Linked DNA regions of Homo sapiens: region 1 is linked to region 2. A link is an interaction called in ENCODE POLR2A ChIA-PET data of the cell type or tissue named here. Cell type or tissue: Caco-2. All regions are shown on one strand.

Evidence for each region. ChIA-PET counts read pairs that join two places held together with the same protein. Peaks named below come from ENCODE experiments on the same cell type or tissue, not always from the same donor. Only the 100,000 strongest peaks of a DNase experiment are listed, where the experiment ranks them.
Region 1: POLR2A ChIA-PET joins it to region 2 with 8 read pairs; 1 of 35 experiments calls an interaction of 5 or more read pairs at or near these places.

Annotation. Positions count from the first base shown.
Region 1 is chr2:129,249,135-129,257,134 of GRCh38, forward strand. LINC01854 (long intergenic non-protein coding RNA 1854) reads right to left here. Exons shown (of 4, transcript NR_122042.1): 2 at 732-940. The region is part of intron 2 of LOC105373612 (a long non-coding RNA gene); the gene reads left to right. Among named protein-coding and RNA genes, the nearest start is that of LINC01854, 21 kb to the right of the region's middle. In Caco-2, a CTCF peak has its summit at 4,483; a DNase peak (open chromatin) is centred at 4,470.
Region 2 is chr2:128,358,470-128,366,469 of GRCh38, forward strand. No RefSeq gene overlaps it. Among named protein-coding and RNA genes, the nearest start is that of HS6ST1, 44 kb to the left of the region's middle. RefSeq lists enhancers at 2,966-3,505, 3,506-4,044, 4,045-4,583. In Caco-2, no CTCF peak of the experiment used is centred here; DNase peaks (open chromatin) are centred at 4,602 and 5,692.

The DNA.
Region 1 (8,000 bases), 890 kb after region 2:
GTGCCCAGCCATGAGTGGCTTTTAATTTAATGTTATGAAGCATAAACAACCAAATCAAGAGAAAAATCCAACAATGGAAATATAGCAATGAAAAATATACTAGTAAATATTTATTATTAATATGGTCAAGAAAATAAATGGCATGATGGAGAAATCCACCAGAGGACTGGAATGTATTAATATCGAAAAGAATCAAATTGAATTTTTAAAACTGAAGGTAACAAAAATGAAATTAGGAACACAGCAGGTGAGCTTAATAACAGATTGGGCGACACTGAAGAGAGGATTAGGAGATTGGGAGACATCAAATGGAATAAGCTCTACTTACCTGTCTCTCTGAACACTAGTGAGAAAGAAAGATGAACGATACACATGAAACATGTCAAAACATAAGCAACCTAAGGACAATGATGAAAATATCTAACATTCATCTAATTCAATATCCAGGAGGAGAGGGCAGAAATAATGTATCAGACAAAATGTATTAGGAGTGGATGAGAATTTTCTAAAACAAATGAAAAACATGACAACAGATGTAAGAAGTACTATGAATCTCAATGTGGTCGTTTCCTACCACCGCTGTCACGAATTACCACAAAATCAGTGGCTTAAAACAGCACACATCTATTATCTCATAGTTTGTAGGTCCCAAATCCAGGTGGGCTCACCTGGCGCCTCTGCTTAGAGTATCCCAGGGCTGAAATCAAGGTGTCCGCAAGACAGGCACTTACCTACAGACTCCAGAAAATAATCTGCTTCCAAGTTCATTAGGTTTTTGGCAGAATGCAGTTCCTTGCTGCTGTAGAAGTGAGGTTCCCTTTTGTTGGCTATCTGCTGGGATCCCCATCAACACTTTCTGTTCACTTGATTCCCTGTTGTATTGTACACTTCATCTTCAAATGGCAGCAGCCTCTTAGTCTTCCTCACTCTTCAAGTCTCTCTGTGAACGTACAAGATACAATTTTGCTAAGCTTCCTGCCACTGTATTATAAGGATCCCATTTCTTCTGGTTTCCAATACCAAGTCACTCACTTCCCTCTGAGCCCTGGCTAGTAGTATCCTTCAAGTACAGATGTCTACTAACAGTCTGTTTACTGCAATTTAGGCTTTTTCTAAGGTGATTTCTAAGATTTTTCTAAAATTCTCCTTATTTTCCTCAACAGTGTCCCTATTTAATAGTCTGTTCAAAGGCACCTAGGAGTTTTCTAGCATGCTTTCCAAAATTCTTCCAGCCTCCACTCACTGCCCAATTCCAAAGCCATTTCCATCATTTTCAGGCATAGAGAAGTAGAGGGAATGCCAAGTACTGGAAATAGCAAGGGCAGCGAACTAGGATGGCTTTGAAAAATTCTGGGAATAGACAATAATCTGATATTGCTTAATAAAGTGCTTATTAGGAAGTAAAGGTGGGCTGGGAAAGACCTCTTAGAGAACCTTGAAAGCCATTGTAAGGTATTTGCAGTCTCTTCTGTAGACAACAAAGAGGCATCAAAGTCTTATTAAGACTAATGAGAAAGAAATTTTGCACAGATCAAGACAAACAAAGAGAGTTACTTGAGGCAATCTTAATGAAAAACATTAAATTCCTAAAGTCTAATAGGATAAGAGGTAGGGTGATGCAGTAGAAAAAAGGACAAAGCCTGGGTTTAAGACCTCTCCCAGCAGCTATACGCTCAGTGAATTGAGGCAAGTTCCTTAATGTTTGAGTCTCATTGTATTTATCTGTCTGCAACAGGGCATCTCTGAATTGGGGACTCTGATTGGCCCAGAAGGAATCAACTACTATGTCTGTGTGCATAAGAACAGAGATAGGCAAAGTTGACTGTAAGAAATGGAACATCCGGGCCACGCACAGTGGCTCACACCTGTAATCCCAGCACTTTGGGAGGCTGAGGCGGGAGGATCACGAGGTCAGCAGGTCAAGACCATCCTGGCTAACACAGTGAAACCCCATCTCCACTAAAAACAAAAATAAAAAAAAATTAGCTGGTCATGGTGGCACATGCCTGTAATCCCAGATACTCAGGAGGCTGAAGCAGGAGAACTGCTTGAATCCGGGAGGCAGAAGTTGCAGTGAGCCAAGATCATGCCACTGCACTGCAGCCTGGGTGACAGACTAAGACTCCATCTCAAAAAACAAACAAACAAACAAATAAAACAAAACAAAACAAAAAGAAATGGAACATCCTTGAGGCAAGCAAAATCTAAAGAATAACTGCTTAGGGTAGAATATTGGTTAAATCCTGAGTCAACGTCTTGACTTAAAAGTGAAAGGTGCAATGGCAAGTGTGTAGCACATCATGGGTGCACCACCCAAATCCTCTCAGCCCTTCTCACTCCAGCCACTACTTCAGTGACCGGGGCTGAGCAGCCTTGTGGCAACTTCAGACAGATGCTACCTGACTCTTGCTTCCTGCCATGGGATGAGCTGATGCCATGGCCTGCAGCATCTGTGCTCCTCAGCCTCAGTCCTTGCACAACCCAGAGATGCCAGAGAGTGAACGCCTTGGGCTACCTTTCACCAAGCGGGGTTAGGGGCTGAGAAAGAGCTCCTAAGGCTCCTCAGAAATGTTCTGCCCTAGTGATGGCAAATCCCATACTCATCCTTGTCTTGCCTTTCCCCTCATCCGCAAGCTCTCCTCCTACACCTGTAGTCCCCATTCTTGATCTCAATGATCACATCCCAAATAATCTACTTGCATGCAAGCCTCTGTTTCAGGTCCCTGCCTTCATGGGAACCCATGCTGTGGAAAACACTAGGTAAAAATAAATTATCTACAGAAAGTCAGGGTCAGTCAGCAGAGGGCTGTGAATGTCAAGGAGCCACAAAAGCAGAGTTGGGCAAGCAAACAAATGCAGCAGATCTGCATGCCAGGGCGGTCCAGGGGAAATCCCAATATTCCAAATACAGTAAGAGACCCTAGGCATCTTGGCTGGGCACCACAGATAACGTGCGGTTTCTTTACTGAACTTGCCCATTCAAATCCCATCTGGCCAAGCAGTTTCTCATCACTGTTTTGCACTGTATGGTCTATGGCAGAGAAAGCACTGGTCATAGCCCCTATTTGTATTTGGTGCCCACAGTGAATGCCCCATTCACAGATTTTGAAGCTGCAGGCTGATCACCAGGATCTGGATGGTCAAGGCCACAGGCCTGGAGGCAGCAGGCCTTCTCTGCGCCTTGCCAAGCTGGACTTTCTCACACTTGCTGCACGACCTGCTTCTCAGGATAGGTGTGAAGGTTGAGGAGTGAGAGAGGGCATGCCAATGGCCAAGCACAGTCCCTCGCACATAGTAGGTGCTCTGGAAAGGCAGTTACACTGATAGTAGACTGCAGGCAACAATCAGAGGTCATGGGTTCACGTGGGAGGGCCCCCAATCTTTCTGGGGAGTCCTGCAGCCTCATCCAATAGACATTTGTCCTCTTAGTCCAACAAGCTATCTGCCCTGGGTGTCAGCACTGAATTTTCTCTGACATTTTCCCTTTTCTTTTCTTCCTATAAATGAGAAATGAAGTATAAAAAGTTGTGCACAGCCTCCTGCCTGCATCACGGCTCTTAGGAGAGATGTTGGCATTTAAATGCCAGACAATCTGGTGAAGTCAGGATGAGGCCAGCCTCAGGCTTGTCTTGGGGTCAGGGGTAAGGGGCAGGGGTCCCCTCTGGTTTCTGATTTAATAAGAGGATTGCTTCCAGCCAAATGCAGGGCCAGCAAGGTCAGCACTGAACACACGCAGCTCCACTGAGAAATAAAGGGGCCAGATGGTTATTACACTGTGTGTGTTTCTTATAAAAGGCAAAAAAAAAAAAAATTCTAGAGTGACTGCAGCAGAGGCTGTTCATCAGCAGAGGCACAGTTCAGGCAGGCCTGTGGCTTGGTGCTGCTCCCTGGGGGAGGTGTACTTGTGAGGAGTTTCAACACGCCTGCAGATCCCATGAAGATTTGGCTGTGGGCAGAAGCCACAGGGATGGAGAGAGGCACAGCCACTTTGTGAAAATGGAAAACACGCCTCCCTCATCTTAGCTTTCTTAGTTTCCCATTTTGATGCTCCAGAAAGCTTCTTAAATTACAGCTGATGACCACTGTAGCAGCTGACAGCCGTCACCACTACAGTCGTGTGAGTCCGACCTCATTCTGCCCCTCACACGGTATAAACATGAGCAACTCCATTGATCACACTAACTTTAGTTTGCTCTATTGCAAGTATGGACTAGAAACATGTGACTCACCCTCTAATAACAAGGTAATATCAGATAATGTACCTAAGCCCCTGGTGCACATCAGGCACTCCAGAAACACTGAGTGCCCCTCCTTCATTCCTGGAGTCAAATACAAGGGCATTGAGCAGCCCTGAAGGAAGCCTCATCATCCCTTCTGGAGGAGGTGGATGAATGAGGAGCCCCAAGGAGTCACGCTGTTCAGCCCACTCAAACAAGGCTTGCGCCTGCTCCATCTCAGAGTTCGCTGTGGAGCGCCCAGCACCAGGAGCTCTCTGTGCTGATGTGGCCCTCTTAAGGATGGTGGTGGCATTGTCACTGCTCTCCCATGTTAATTAACTGGGTTGTTATTCCAAAGTGTTAATGGCCAGAACTGTAATTCAATCAAGTAAATAACATTTCAAGCAGTTAATAAAAGAAATGGAATTTGTAACCACCCATAAATGTGATTTTGTAGACGTAGGCCATGTCTAAGCAGTCAGTGGTCTGTCCTTGCCACACAAATGTCAGACAACCAGGATCACAAATACTGCGTGGGAATCTGTTGAGAATTTTTCTCTCCATAGGTTTTTAAAGCAAACTGTGTTCCTTTTTGCCTCTTCCCCCCTCATTAACTTTCAAAATGTGTTTTTCTTAAGGTTCCACCTTGGGGAAATAGCCATTCTCGCCCACTGATGCTGCTTGTGAATTCAGTTTTATGAGGAGCTGAGATTCCAAACACCACCTGACTTGTTATCGTTCTTTTTAATGCCCCCAGCTTTTTGGTTATAATCTATTTTCCATAACCATAGTTAATACCATGCTGTGTCCCTGCAGGGTTTTCAGCATGCATGGGAGAACATTACCTTAGGAGAGTTGCCACTTCCTCCAGTGGAGTTTCAGAGTCTGGTGGACACCTTCCTTCAGCCCCTCATTATGCCATCTCTGAGCCCCACCTCTTCCAGCTCTGAGCTGGGTCCTGAGGACTCACAGATGGACTGGATGCTGCCTCTGATCTCAGAAGATCCGCGTCCACTCTCACACCATTGGACCTGGCTATGTGCATGTCCCTGCTATGACTACCTCTCCCCTGGTGGCACGGCTGAGTGTGAGGTCACCTGCCAGAGAAGAGATAGCTGCTCCAGCCCCAGGGCCCCTTCCTTGCCCAGGGCCTGTGCTAGAGGGTCTGACAGAAGCTGCTTCATCTATGCCAGCCTTCCATCTGTACAGGGCTGATGGGCCGACTTGGTTTTGATTTCTCTCTTAGTGCCTTCTACTTCCAAGTGACCATGTTGCATACATTTTAGCAAATGAAGGGGCAATACGAGTGTGGAGTGACAGAAGCAGGGACTCAGAGGGGGGGCGGGGACAGCACCAGGTGTGTAGATAGCACCTGTCAGGAACGTGAGGTGCCTGCCTGGGCTCTGTAGGACTTCGGGCTTATCATGCTGCTCCTGCTCCATTCCATTAATGCTTCAGTCACCCACTCACTTACCCATGTGCCCACACACCCACTACTCAGCTACTTACCTGCTCCAACCACCTACTCTCCTACCCAACCTCTTCCTACCCCCACCAAACATTGTCACCACTCACAGACAAACTCACATATTATCCACCCACCTCAGTCATCCACCCACCTGGGTACTTGGCTACTAGGCTCTCTTTTAGCACCCACCCATCCGCCCACTCAACCCTCCACCTAGACACCCACTCATCCACCTAGACACTAACTCACCCACCCGGCAAGACACGTATTCACTCACCCACCCACCTAAACATCCACTCACCCACCCATGTATACACCCACTCACTCACCCAGACACCCACTCACCCATCTAGATACCCACTCATCCACCCACCTAGACACCCACTCACCCACCCAGCAAGACACCCATTCACTCACCCACCCACCTAAACATCCACTCACCCACCCATGTATACACCCACTCACTCACCCAGACACCCACTCACCCATCTAGATACCCACTCATCCACCCACCTAGACACCCACTCACCCACCCAGCAAGACACCCATTCACTCACCCACCCACTTAAACATCCACTCACCCACCCATCTAGACCACCCACACACTCATCCACCCAGACACTCACTCATTCACCTAGACACCCACTCACCCATATAGACACCCACTCATCCACCCACCTAGACACCCACTCACCCACCTAGACACCCAACAATTCACCCACCTAGACACCCACTCACCTACCCACCCACCAAGATACCCATCCACTCACCCACCCACCTAGATACCCAGTCATTTATTCATTTAGATACCCACTCACTCACCCACCCACCTAGATACCCAGTCATTTATTCACTTAGATACCCACTCACTCACCCACCTAGACACCCAGTCACTCATCCACCTAGACACCCACTCACTCGTCCCTCTAGACACCCACTCACCCACCCACCTAAACACCTACTCACTCACGCATCTTGACATCCACTCACCCACCTGGACGCCCACACACTCATCACATAGACACCCACTCACTCATCACCTAGACACCCACTCACCCACCCAGCTAGACACCCACTCACCCACCCACCCACCAAGATACCTATTCATTCACCCACCTAAATATCCACTCACCAAAACATCCACTCACCCACCCATCTAGACACCCACTGACTCACCCACCTAGACACCCACTTACTCATCTAGGCACCCAAGTACTCATCCACCAAGGATCACTCACCCATCTAGACACCCACCCACTCACTCCATCCATCTACACAACCACTTACTCACCCATCTAGACACCCTCTCACCCATCTACCTAGACGCCCAGTCATCCACCCATCTACACATCCACTTACTCACCTGCCTAGACACTGACTCACTCATCCATCTACCTAGACACTCACTCACTCATCCACCTAGGCACCCACCTACTTACTCATCTAGGCACCTAATCATTCATTCACCCACCTAGACCCTACCTACTAACTCACATAGACACCCACTCACCCATCCTCTCAAACACCCACATAGACAATCACGTACTCTGTCACTTGCTAAGCTGCCCCTTACTCCTTCACCTTCTCACAAAAGGTTACTGACCAATGACCCTCTGGGATCCGTGAGCTTTGTTGTGGGGAGGAAGAGGTGAATCAGGCTCAGATGCCAGCTAAGAGGCTCTTCTGGCCCAGTGAGGGACACAGACAGTGGCTGTATCACTGAGTGTACAATGACAGAGAAGAGCAACGCGAGGCAGGAGCAGAGAAGAGAGACATCACTCAGCCTAGGAAGACAGGAGAGGAGCTTTGAACTCAGAGGCTAGTCTCCAAGTAAGAAAAAAAATGCTGGTAGATGCAGGAGCAGAAGTCTGGAGCTGAGAGGGATGCAGCTTCTCTAGGAAAGTCATGGGGTAGAATAAGGGTGGGGCAGGATGGGTGGGTGGCAAGAGATGGTCTGGAGAGACCAGCAGGGGAAGCTCCTACCAACCTGAGGATTCTTTAGCCTCTAAAGAGAGCTACGACTCAACGTGGAGGCAGTGGAAAGTGCTAACATGGCTATAGGCAGGAATGACTCACTGCAGATGTGCATTTGAGAAAGGTCTCTTTAGTGAAGCAATGAGGGCTTTGACTTCATCATCTGCAAAAATAAAGTTATAGACTATGGTCTCTCAGATCCTTCCAGTTATCTAAGTTTAAAGGTCTCCAAGGGTAGGAGTGGGGAAGGGAGAGCAATTAAAGGGTTGTCCTCATTTTGCAGAAGACCATACTGAGGAAGCACAGGAAGTTAAATGACTCCCTCTGTTCCCACTCCCAAC
Region 2 (8,000 bases):
TAGTTTAATGATCCCTTTCTCCTTTCCCCATTGCTGTCTATGCTTCTGCAAATGAAAATGTAACTTTTTGACCGGGAGCGGTGGCTCATGCCTGTAATCCCAGCACTTTGGGAAGCCAAGGCGGGTGGATCACCTGAGGTCTGGAGTTTGAGACCAGACTGGCCAACATGGCGAAACCCCATCTCTACTAAAAATACAAAATTAGCCGGGCGTGGTGGCGCATGCCTGTAATCCCAGCTACTCGGGAGGCTGAGGCAGGAGAATTGCTTGAACCCGGGAGGCGGAGGTTGTGGTGAGCGGAGATCGCGCCATTGCACTCCAGCCTGGACAACAAGAGAGAAACTGTGTCTCAAAAAAAAATAATAACTTTTAATAACTAGTCACTGAAGCCAAACCATCATCATCCTCTTGGGCAAAAGGTTTATTGGCATTTAGCTTCCTTCTGACAGCTCCTGCCTATGCGGGGGAAGGTAATGCCAGCAGCCTCACACTTACCTCCTCCCAGCCTGCTTCCTCCAAGGAGAGACTGCTCAGAAGCCCTGGGGAATGGGGAGGAATATGGAGCAGGCTAGGTCAAGTCTACCAAGAGTAACCAGAAGTAAGGGCGGGATAGGCTTTCAGAGTGGACCCCAAACCCCACCGCCACCAACCAGAGCACGGGAGACCAATGAGGACCAGGCTGTGGGGCCCTCTGGGACGGACCACTCCAGCAGCATTGAGTCTCTGGCTGGGTGAATTGACACTTGGCAGGGCGTGCCAGCCGTGGTTTTCTCGCGCCTTTCTCGCCTCATTGTGCTCTGGGCAGTCTCAGAGGTCCTGCCTCTCAGCCCTGAGGCTGTTTCACACCTCTGCCATTGCCTCTTCCTGCACCCAGGGCTTGCCTTTCCTTCTCCTGGGCATGAGGGCATCCTGGCTGCCCTCTCATAGCCTGGCTTCTGCTAGCCTTCTTCGTGGGGCTCCCAGCCCCTGGACCACAGCTGACTGGAGTAGATGCTTGGAAAAAGCTTGGTGGCCGCAGCTGGGTCGGGCAGCCGCTGCACCTCGGGCCTCAGCTAGACTGCTGCTAAAGGGCAGGGATATGGCTTGATGTGTGTTCTCTCCAAGCCTCACGTTGCCTGGTGGGAGGTGTTTGGGTCAGTGGGGTGGGGCCCTCATGACTGGCTTAGTGCCCTCCTTGTGGTAATGAGTTACCATGAGATCTGATTGTTAAAAAGCGTCTGGACCTCCCTCTCCTCTCTCTTGCTCCCCTCTCACCATGGGACATGCCTGCTCCCCTTTCCCCTTCTGTCATGTGTGAAAGCTCCTTGAGGCCTCCCCAGAAGCGGAGCAGATGCTCCCAGAGCCAATTAAACCCCCTTTCTGTATAAATTGTCCAGCTTCAGGTATTCCTTTACAGCAACACGAAGTGGATTGGCCGTCGGTTTTGGGGTCAGTGGACCACGTCAAGTCTAACCTGTTTGACTCAGTCCACTCCCTTCTGGAGGGGCCCTTGCCCTGTCAGTCTGCAAACCACCAGGCTTCTTGCTGCTCCACCTGTGTCCCTGCTCAGCATGCCTGGCGGCCGTGGGACCCTGAGTGTCCAGGGCACTGATGCCAATGGGGAGATCACAGCCGATTTCACCAGAAAGCAGGGCATCCTGACAACAGAGCCCAGGCTTCCCCATGGCACCAGCGCCCAGCTGATGGCCCGTGCCCCCGGGGCCTCTCCAGGCCACAGGCTCGTCCTCTCTCCAACCCTGGCCAGACATCTTCTCCCTTCACTTGCTTGAGTCCCATCAGGGGCTCCCCAGTTAGGCTGGTGCTTCCAGAAGGTGGAGACCAGATCCCCTGCCTCCCAAGTCCTGATGGCACCTCCTGCAGTTCTTTGCACCTTGTTCAGTCAGGGGTGATGTAGTAGTGTTCTCAAACTTTTTGATGCCAGCACCCCTTTACACCCTTAAAAATAGGGAGGACCCTAAAGAGCTCCTGTTTTGTGTGCGTCTTTTCAGTGATGTGCCTCAGCTGTCTCACCAGCTGGCAAGAACTGACTGTGCACTTTCTTTCCACCTCTGCACCCAGTGATGTTATTTTGGTGGCTTAACATCGATCATGGTGAAAATATTTACACCACGGAAAGTGGCAAATACTGCATAGTGGGGCCCTATGGCTTGGAGAGCTGGTGGTTTAACATCTTCCAGCACTCCGTGGTTACAACTGTGTTCACTACATTAGAGTTTAAAACTGATAAATTTGCAAAACACGGGAAGACAGAAGCACACGTTTTGTCAGCCATCAGGGTGAGGCTGCGTTATGCATCAAGAGCCTCTGAAAGCCCCCTGGATACCTCTGTGAGAAAATGCATGAGAAAGGCAAATCAGGGCTCCGTGTTACTGTGAAAGTAAGTCCGGTCTTTCTGATCCCTGGAAAGATCCTGAGACGCTGGGGGGTCCCCCAGGCCGCCTTTGGAACATCGCTGGTGTAGACTCAGATGTGGGTCAGGCTGTCTGCTTCATTCTGTGCTGGCTGAGTGACCTTGGGCAAATCACACACCTTCTCTCAGGGTCAGTTTCTTCATTGTGAAATGGAGATGATGGGGTTATTGAGGTCTACAGGAGAGAGACTGCAGAAAGCCCCAGGCAGAGCTCGGCCCTACAGAGGCTGCTCCGCCATTGCAGGTCTGCTCTGTCCTTCCCAGTCTCCTGCCCCAATGGCTGGAGGCCGCTGGGCAGAGCCCAGCTGGTTTTGCAGGAGGTGATACAAGTGTGACACCGTGTCATTCATACAATGCCCATCGTAATTTTCACAGTATCATGGGTATCTGTACTGTTATGGACTGAATGCTTGTGCCCCCCAAATTCATACATTGAAGCCCTAACTCCCAATGTGAAGATCTTAGGAGGAAGTGGAGCCTTTGGGAGGTGATTAGGCTTAGGGGAGGTCATGAGGCTGGGTCCTGACCTGATGATGGGATTAGCGCTCTTCTAAGAAGAGACACGGGAGACGATCTCTCTCCACCATGTGAGGATACAGTGAGAAGGTGGCCACCAGCAAACCAGGAAGCAGGCCTTCACCAGGCACCACATCTGCCAGCACCTTGATCTTGGACTTCAGCCTCCGGAACTGTGAGAAACACGCATCTGCTGCTAAGCCTCCCAGGCTGTGGTACTACCTTAGAGCAGGCAGAGCTGACCAGATAGCTCCCTGGGTGCATGTGCTTTATGGAAGCACTTCAGCAAGGGTGGTGGGGACAGCAGTGGTTGCCTTCATCCTGAGAGACAAGCTGAAAAGAGAATTGAGGGTACCCTGGGAGGTGAGGAGGGTCCTCGGTGGAAACTGGAGGGTCATGCAGGTAGGGGGCACGGGCCTTCCATCGCGTGGTGGCCCAGACTGATGTGCTGCTCTGTCCCCAGCTTCCTTGAGCAGGGAGAGGATTAAAGCGGGGCCAGGGCAGAGCCAGACACCTCTGTCCATCTGGTGTGTCCAGGAGGCTGGAGCTTCCTGTGAGTGCAGAGTGCACCACCGAGCGTGGCTGACCTGGTGCTGTGCTGTGGATGCACCCAGGAGGGCTGGGATCTGGCAGGCTTGGAACCTTGTCGGGTGTATCCTCAGGGGAAGAGGCCACCCCTAGTGCAGTCCCTGGCACTGCAGCCCTAAGCCTCTGCTCTGCCCTGAGACAGGAGCGTGGAGGGGAAATGCACATTTAACTAGACTCCAGTGCACGGACACCTTTTCTTCTGGACTGGATTTTTATACTTGGATGTGTCTAAAGAGAGATTTAACACATATGGCTGAAGGCAGTGATTGGAGGAAAAATAAAATTGTTTTGCACTTGAGCCACTGAGATGAGATTCTTAGGCAGGCTCACCGCACGTGTTTAACCTCCCAGCTCCTCTAGGCCCTGTGCAGAGTGTGGGAGGGCTCAGTCCAGGCAGGAGCTGCTGGAAAGATGCTTTTGTCCTGCCTGCTGTCCCCTGTCTGTCGTCCTGTCTACCATCCCATCTACTGTCCCCATCTGCCGTCTCCATCTACTGTCCCCTGTCTGCTGTCCCATCTACCGTCCTCTGACTACTGTCTCCTGTCTGCGGTCCCCTGTCTACTGTTCTGTCTGCTGTCCCCTGTCCACTGCCCCCTGTCCCCTGCCTGCTATCCCCTGTTCCCTGCGTGCAGTCCTCGTCTGCTGTCTCTTGCCTGCCATCCCCTGTCTGCTTTCCCTGTCTCCTGTTCCCTGTCTACGGTCCTCTGTCTGCCATATTCTGTCTGCTGTGGCCCCTGAGGGCTGGGCCTTCCTGAAGATCATGGCGTTGGGATGGTGTCCCCCAGGGCTGCATTACCAGCGATGATTAGAGCCAGTGTTCCTCCTTGGAGCTGCCCCACTGAGGCCTGCAGGCAGCTCTGGGGGTGCGCAGAGGAAATCTATGTGCTAGGTTGGGGGTGGGGCAGGAGTTCCACCCTGTCTTGGGAGGGTGGGGGGTGGGTTTTCCTTCCCAGACCACCCTGGAGCCCCAGCTCCACTCTCTGACTCCCAGGAGGCTGAGTGAGCTGCGGTGCAGGCAGAGGCCTGAGAAGGGGCACATTTTTGAGATTCCAAGCATGTCTGCATCCTTTCCAGACTCAGCTCCGGGGAAGGCAGGAGCGGTGCGGAGTTGGTGGCTTGGGCTCCAGTCAGTCTCCACCCCAAGCGACTGGGGTGGGGCTTTCCAGAATGTTGTCAGATGAAACTTGCTCCACAGGGGACTCAGGAAGGGGGTGGGAGACTTAGGCCCCAGGGCGTGTGGTACCAAGGAAAGGGCACCAAAAATGATGCTACTTAATTTGGAGACCAAAGTGTCATGGAAAAGTCTTTGTTTTTTTTTTAGATGGAGTCTCACTCGGGTCACCCGGGCTAGAGTGCAGTGGCACGATCTCAGCTCACTGCAGCCTCCACCTCCTGGGTTCAAGTGATTCTCCTGCCTCAGCCTCCTGAATAGCTGGGATTACAGGCGTGTAGAACCACGCCCAGCTAATTTTTGTATTTTTAGTAGAGACAAGGTTTCACCATGTTGGCCAGGCTGGTTTTGGACTCCTGACCTCAAGTGATCTGCCCGCCTCGGCCTCCCAAAGTGCTGAAATTACAGGTGTGAACCACTGCGCCCAGCCCAGAACATCCTTTTAAAGGAGATTTATTTGGGATATCATACTGAAACACTAAAAGTAACATTTTTTTAAAGCTCTATTTTAACTTAAATTTCGGGTATGATGATACCTACGCATTAACAAAGATAAGGTGTGTGTGTAAGATACTAGTGACACAGTGGTGAACTATGAATATGTCACTGGACATCTGGTTCTTGGGATATGATCTTAGAAAGGGTTGCTCAATTTCTTTGGACCCCCAGGAGCCTTGAACCCAGGTTGGTGGCCTGATGCCCCTACCACTGGGCCTGTGCCTGCCTTCTCACTGTGAGGGATTTCCTCCTCTTCGGCTGGCCACCCACCTATCCTGCTGAGCCCCCTTTGCAAGGGCTTGGAGCGTGAGGGGAGTAGCAGCTTTCCTGGACTTTACCACGTGCTGCAATTTTCCTTGTAAGATTGGCTGTTTCCCTCCACGAAGTCTCTGCAGAGCGTGCGCATTGTGCAGATGGGTAGTGAGAGAGGCTGGGATGACGTCTCACCCCTGCACCAGCGGGCTGTCTTGCCATCACTGCAGACACAGCAGCATCTCCACTCCTTCCTGCCCGTCCTTGCCTGGGGGTTGGTGGACTGGCATTCACTGCTGGAGGGGAGCTGCCTCATTATCAGATAACAAGTTTAAAATGACAAGAATTTGTTTTTCTCATGGAAACAATGGACAGCTGCGTGGGGGCAGTGCGTGAGAGGTTCTTTTGTGAGAGGGGCTTCCTGAAACTTGACCTTGGTTTTTCCGCCCATCCATGGGGAAATGGGCAGTGAAGGCTTGGAGGAAGAGGACTGGGACCTGCAGTACCTCTATGCCTCCATGCTCTCCATCCTCTGTGTCTGGGCCAGGCTGGCGCCAACTGGAATACCACTCTAGGAGCCCTTCTCCTCTTGCTCCTTCCAGGCCCGGCCAGGGAGCTGGAGTCCCATGTGGCTCAGGCCCCACTTGAACATGGCCGCTCTCCATGGGGTTGGCCCCGAGCAGCTCCCTCGGCGTGGGGGCTCTGGCGCCTCTCCACCTGCAGGTGAGCCCGGGAGGGTTGTCTGCAGCCAAAATCAAGTGTGCATTCTGTGCCAGGCCCTGCCCTCTCCAGCTGGGCACATGCTCTCAGGGCAGCTGTTATGAGACCCCCACACTGCCCCCACCCATGGCCCTGGGCTGGGCTCCAGGCTATAGCCTGGTGACTGCCCTGCCCAGTGCCCACACTCCCAGGGCCCCAGACCCTTGAAGACACCTTACCCCTGCACCAGTGGGCTCCCTTGCCTTTGCTGGAGACACAGCAGCACCTGTGGGCCACATCTGTAGGATGCCACATGGCCACTCCTTCCTGCCCCCCTGGCCTGTGGGTTGGTGGACTGGGGTTCACAGTGGGAGAACAGCATGTGGGAACCACATTATTATGGGGTAACAAGTTTAAAATGACAAGAATTTGTTTTTCTCATGAATCTTCAATTTGGGCTTGGCTAGGCAGAGACTGCCCCTCATGGTGTCACTGCGAGCCCCCTGACGGGGCCAGAGGGTCTCTTCCAAAAGGACACACTCGCTTGGCAGGCTGCTGCAGGCATCACCTGGGAGCTCATGTGAGCGCAGGTCTCTTCATAGGCTTCTTTAAGGCAGGGAGGCCGGTTCCAAGAGCGGGCATCTCCAGAAAACCAGGAAGCCTTAGAGGGCGCAGCACATCACTTCCACATGGGATATTGAGTGGAAAAGTCACAGTGGCTCCCTCAGGTGCGAGGAGTGGGGACACTGGCTCCACCTCTTGATGGCTGAGTGGCAGGGATTCTAGAAGAGCCCGTGGAATGGGATAGGCTATGGCTGACAGTTTTGGGAACGATCTGGCCGGCTCAAGGCTGCCCTGCTCTATTCATACCTTGTGTGATCCCCTCCCCTTGACTGTGGGCTGGACTCATTGACTCACTTCTGATGGACAAAATCTGGCAGAGGAATGGGGCATCACTTCCAAGATTCAACTATGAGAAGGTTGTGGCTTCTGTCCTGGGTGCTTTCTCTCACTCTGTCAGGTCACTCATCCTGGGGGAAAGCTGGCTGCCACGCTGTAAAGGAACCTTGCAGAGAAGTCCACACAGCAAGGGATCAGGCCTCTCAAAGCCACAGGGGAGCACTTGGAGGCTGATCCTTAGCTGGTCCTCCGGATGAGGCTGCAGTCCGCTGACAACTTGACTGCATCCTCCTGACCGACCTGGTGAGGGGCTCCCAGCAGAGCCAAGTTCAGGTTCCTGACTTGTGGAAACCGGGGGGTAATGAACTTGAATTTTTTTCAGCTGCTAATTTCTGGGTAGTTTGTTACAACACAGTTGATAACACAAGTGGTTTTACTGCAGAAAGTGGCTTGAGGCTGGGTGTGGTGGCTCACATCTGTAATCCCAGCACTTTGAGAGGCCGAGGTAGGTGGATCACCTGAAGTCGGGAGTTTGAAACCAGCCTGACCAACATGGAGAAACCCCATCTCTACCAAAAATACAAAATTAGCCGGGTGTGGTCGTGCACGTCTGTAATCCCAGCTACTCGGGAGGCTGAGGCAGGAGAATCGCTTGACACCGGGAGGTGGAGGTCGTGGTGAGCCGAGATCGCGCCATTGCACTCCAGCCTGGGCAACAAGAGCGAAACTCCATCTAAAAAAAAAAAAAAAGAAAAGAAAGAAAGAAAGAAAGAGGCTTGAACCCATGGCACACACGTGTGTCTTTCCCACCCAGAGAAGATGAAGGCCATTTCGTCACCTGACCTCCTCTTGCTTTTGCCCACCATGGGTCATAGTGACAGGGGTGAAAATTTCTCTGCATGAAGAAGAAAGGAAAAAAGGGGGTAAAACTGCATTTTGGTGAAAAGGATTCCGTATCAGCAAGGA